Regions from separate parts of the Homo sapiens genome. Here region 1 is linked to region 2. Evidence: chromatin loops called from intact Hi-C (ENCODE). Cell type or tissue: PC-9. All regions are shown on one strand.

Region 1 (2,500 bases), 150 kb before region 2:
GTGGCCCCCGAAAGTCTGATTATTTCTTTCTCCTCGACACACAGCCACCCCGGAAAAAAGCTGTGGGTCCCTTGGGAGGAGGCTGTGCAAGGACGAACAGCGTCATCTCTGGCAGCGTAGCGGGGCCCTCCGCAGGCCGACCCCACCTCACTCGCGGCTTCACCAGGCTCCCTTGAGGAAGCACCTGGCCCTGCATGTGGAGAGTGGAGAGTGGACAGGTAAGTGTTCAGGAGGCGAGGGCTGTGCTGTCCTCAGGGGGCCAGGGAGGCACAGCGGGGGAGCCTCCTGGGGGACTGCGCTGTCGTTCAAAGACACAGCCTTGAGGTCCCCATGGCCACTCACTCCCTTGCCTTGACTTCCCTACTCAGGGAATCCTGAGCCCCATTCCCAGTTTGAATCCTGGCCCCATTCCCAGTCGTGTGGTCCTGAGCCAACGCCTCACCCTCCCCTGGCCTGGTTGCCTCATCCACAGAGTCGGGGTAAGAGGTTCCCACCACTGACACACTGGTGGGAGCGGAACGGTGGGAAAGAGTGGGGCAGCTCCTTGAAGGCCAGGGTGGCCACGGGACGAAGCACTTCCATCCCCAGGAAGCTGCCCAGGAGAGATGACAGTGGGTGCCCACACAGAAGCGGTACACAAAAGCTCACGGCAGCTGGACTCACAACAGCCAGACAGGGGAGGCAAGCCAGGCGTCCAACGGAGGAGGGGTGCGTGCACAAAATGTGCTCCGTCCACGGGGCAGAACAGCGCTCAGCCGCAAAGACGAAGGAAGCGCCGACTCCCGCCACGGCACAGATGGACCCTAAAGATGTGACGCTGAGTGACAGAGCCAGTCACAAACGAGCGGGATGTAGGAACCACGTACTCGAAGTGTCCAGAATGCACAAATCCACAGGCAGGAAGGAGCGGCTGCCGAGGGCTGGGAGAGGGGAATAGGGAGTGACTTCTTCATGGGCACAGGGTTTTTTTTGGGGTGATAAAAACGTTCTAGAACTAGATGGTGGTGATGTTTGTACAACCTTGTGAATATCCTGAAAGCCACTGAAGCGCACACTGTAGGAGAGCGGTTATGTGACTCGAGAGCTTTATCGCTGTCTCTGTAGAAAAGGTTCCTACAGCGAAGGGCTGGTGTAAGGCACAGAGGATGGCCCTGGCACCTGGCTCCCCGGCTTCTACAGATGGGGCAGCTTCCTCCAGTATGGAGACTGGCCCTGGCACCCAGCTCCCCAGCTTCTACAGATGGGGCAGCTTCCTCCAGTATGGAGACTGGCCCTGGCACCAGGCTCTCCGGCTTCTACAGATGGGGCAGCTTCCTCCAGTATGGAGATTGGCCCTGGCACCAGGCTCTCCGGCTTCTACAGATGGGGCAGCTTCCTCCAGTATGGAGACTGGCCCTGGCATCAGGCTCTCCGGCTTCTACAGATGGGGCAGCCTCCTCCAGTATGGAGACCCGGGTATCCTGGCTCCCACGCCCCCTCTGGCTGGGATCTTAGCAAGTCACATTCCTGCCCCTGCCCGGAATGCAGAGAAGCTCCATTCTGTAGCCTCCCAGTGGGCAGTGCCCGGCTGGCCACATCCAGGCCTGGAGACGCAGGCTCTGTTTACACACAGCCACCTTGGCCCAGCAGCCCCGGAGGAATGCGGAAAACCCCGCTCAGGGACGCTCCCAACGGTCACATTCTGCAGGCGGCTGCCGTGCCCGGCCGGTAGGAAAGCCTCAATGGCTGCTCATGAATGTGGACTCTGTTTGGCCGCTGGCTGGGATGCTGGCCCTGCGAACAGCCCAGAGACAGGACAGGCGCTGTTAGCAGTTAGCCAGGGGACGGAATGTCCCCCATCCTGCCTCTGGCTCTGGCCCACCGGCCAGGAGGGGTTGAGGGTGGGGAGTGTTAGGAGCAGCCCTGGGCACAGCTCCCTCGGCCGGGGCTGCTGAGTTCACACTCACTGCTCACTCATCCCTCCACTCACCTGCCTATCCACACCCTCGCGCCTGCTCGGCCGCTCTCCTCTCTGGGGAGCCCCTCTGCAGCCACTCTGGGGTTGTAAAGAGACTCCAGGTGCTGTGCACCCCACTTGGTAACGCAAACCGAGGCTGGGAGCCGTGGCTGCCCTGTCCTGGCGGTGTGGCTGGGAGGGCTGGGTGAAGCTTGGCCCCAGAGCTCTGAGGACCCCAAGCCTGTGTTCTTTCCACTTGAGGGGCCACCCACCCTGATTGGAGGAGCAAGGGCTGGGGAGATGGGCCCTTTGCTCCTGGTTCCTCCACGGCGGGGGGCAGAGCTCCTCTTGCTTCAAGAGCTGGGTGTTAGGGGGACGGGGTGGCAGGAGCCCCAGGTCCACCATACTAGGGTGGGCCAGGTGAGCACCCAGCGTTCCCCACACACGCTGAGCCTTCTCAGCCTGGCCTGCGGGCTCTCCTCGCTGGGTCAAAAACAGCTTATATTTGGAATTCTCCTCCCCAAGGCCAGCTCCCTTTCAGCAACAGTGTGATTCTCAGAGACC
Region 2 (2,500 bases):
GGAGGGCAGGGAGGGTGAGTGGCAGGAGCACGGAGGGCAGGGAGGGTGAGTGGCAGGAGCACGGAGGGCAGGGAGGGTGACTGGCAGGAGCACAGAGGGCAGGGAGGGTGACTGGCAGGAGCACAGAGGGCAGGGAGGGTGAGTGGCAGGAGCACGGAGGGCAGGGAGGGTGAGTGGCGGGAGCACGGAGGGCAGGGAGGGTGAGTGGCGGGAGCACGGAGGGCAGGGAGGGTGCGTGGCAGGAGCACAGAGGGCAGGGAGGGTGACTGGCAGGAGCACAGAGGGCAGGGAGGGTGAGTGGCAGGAGCAAGGAGGGCAGGGAGGGTCCGTGGCAGGAGCATGGAGGATTTAGGGGCCCAGGAAGCTGCTCTGTGATACTGTAATGGGGATCGTGTGCCATGATTCATCTGTCAGCACCCACAGAATGTTCTCAGTAGTGGAACTGGAGGGCAAGGGAGGATGGAGAGAAGGGATATGGTAATTGTTATCTGCTCTATTTTCTGAAACCTAAAGCTGCTCTTAAAAATAGTTTATTAATTAAGAAAAAATTAGAGGGATGCTGGTTTGCTTGGCAGAGCACTGATTCTTTTAAGTCTGTGAACCAAATATAATTTTTTTTTTTTTTGAGACAGAGTCTCGCTGTGTCTGCAGTGGCACTAGCTCGGCTCACAGCAACCTCCGCCTCCCAGGTTCAAGCGATTCTCTTGCCTCAGCCTCCAGAGTAGCTGAGCTTACAGGCACCCCCCACCACGCCCGGCTAATTTTTGTATTTTTAGTAGAGATGGGGTTTTGCCATGTTGGCCAGGCTGGTCTTGAACTCCTGACCTCAGGTGATCCACCTGCCTCGGCCTCCCAAAGTGCTGGGATTACAGGCGTGAGATACCGCGCCCAGCCCAAAAATAAAACTCTAAGCTCCCCAACCAACTGAATGGAACCCTCTTCTCAGCCAAGAGGATTCCAAAGTAAACCTGAAAAACAAGTTCAGGCTGTGATGGGAAGTGGGGGTCGGACACGTCTCTTTATACCCGCCTCCCTATGGAATTCAGGCCCAGCTGACCAGCACTCACATTAAAACTGAGACTTTAAGACTGACAGCACAGGCTGTTTGTAGCAATAAGACACCAAATTCCAACCCGAGTCTAGTATAACATCACATGACAGGGAGCAGGTCCTGGAAGGAATAGAGTGTTTGACATAATTTTAAACGGCCCCGCAAAGCTGTCTCTTGTGGGGAAAATCCACATTCTGTAGAGAATCCTCTTCCCTTTCCAGGGCTTTTTCTGATGCTGGAGAGATGGGCTTAGCATCTAGCACATTTCAAAGGTCTCAATAGGAGACATTTGCCATCTATTGCCTTGAAGGGCAGCCCCCTATGAGATTTCTTCTACAGAATACGAACTTTGGTCTCCACAACCCCTTATCTTAATCCAGACACTCCTTTCTGTTGAGTCCAGGTGATCAGATAATAACTTAACTCTCTCAACCAATTGCTAATCAGAAAGTCTTTGAACCCACCTGTGACCAGGAAGCCCCTCCTCACCTTGAAGTCATCCCGCCTTTCTGGGCAGAGCCAACGCACATCTGTCAAGTATTGACTGACTCTGCCTGAACCTCCTGTCCCCATAGTGTATGAGCTCACACTGTGGCCCAACCCCCTGCGGCACATGTCCTCAGGACCCCCTGGAGCTGTGTCACGGGTCACGCTCCTCACATCTGGCTCAGAATAACTCTCTTCAAATATTGTATGGAGTTAGATGTTTTTTTCAGCAACAAGTCCTCATGGGGAACCACGGTTTGGTGTCTTTCTCTTCTCAGATACTGAATTCCTTGAAACGTTGACCTCCAAGATGCTAACTCAGGTGGGAGGAATTCAAGACAAGGAAGGAGCCTCTTTTGGGTTCTGGTTCCCGTCCCGCTACTGAAAACCCCTGATACAGTTCAAGGAGTGCGACAGCGCTGGTTTCAAATCCAGGTTTGCAGCCTGGTCTGGCGTGGAGAGGTTTTACTCTTGGGAGGCCCAGGAGAGGCAGAGGCTCTGGGCCAGGGAGGGCTGGTGTCCACGGCACTCCCAGTTCCGCGCTCCAGGTGTGTTGGGGGAGGGTGGCCACTCAAAGGAGAGAGCCTCAGAAGGAGGGCACTGGGGACCCAGGTACTGCTGAACCCAAAGAAATGAGCCGTTAAAAAGGAGAGAAATGTGTGCGGAAGCCCGGAGCTCCATGGGCAGGGAGGGCTGTGAGGGGAGCCAGGGACCAAGGAGAGACCCCGTGGCTTCGACACTGCCAGTCAGGACCCTCTCCATCCCTGGAGAGGCCCGGTGCGAAATGAAACCACGGGATCCCTTGTCAACCAGTCTCAAGAATTTCAGCAGCAGCCCCAGCGCCGGGCCTTCCCAAGCCAGATCCCACACCAGAAGGCCGGGGCCCTGCAGGACCCGAGCTTGGCGGCATCCCTCTCCTTCCCAAGTCTAGGCACCTGGAAGGGGGCGAGGAAGGGCAGAGCC

Evidence for each region. A loop is a pair of places that touch in the nucleus more often than their neighbours do. Peaks named below come from ENCODE experiments on the same cell type or tissue, not always from the same donor. Only the 100,000 strongest peaks of a DNase experiment are listed, where the experiment ranks them.
Region 1: it touches region 2 in a loop (20-fold over the local background); 3 of 110 quality-filtered maps call a loop at or near these places.

The regions. Positions count from the first base shown.
Region 1 is chr16:88,387,609-88,390,108 of GRCh38, reverse strand. The region is part of intron 1 of ZNF469 (zinc finger protein 469); the gene reads right to left. Among named protein-coding and RNA genes, the nearest start is that of ZNF469, 5.9 kb to the right of the region's middle. In PC-9, a CTCF peak has its summit at 1,496; a DNase peak (open chromatin) is centred at 1,588; H3K4me3 peaks cover 739 bases; H3K27ac peaks cover 1,556 bases.
Region 2 is chr16:88,234,979-88,237,478 of GRCh38, reverse strand. It overlaps a transcript of ZNF469 not described here. Among named protein-coding and RNA genes, the nearest start is that of LINC02182, 42 kb to the right of the region's middle. In PC-9, no CTCF peak of the experiment used is centred here; a DNase peak (open chromatin) is centred at 1,017; H3K4me3 peaks cover 1,386 bases; H3K27ac peaks cover 2,377 bases.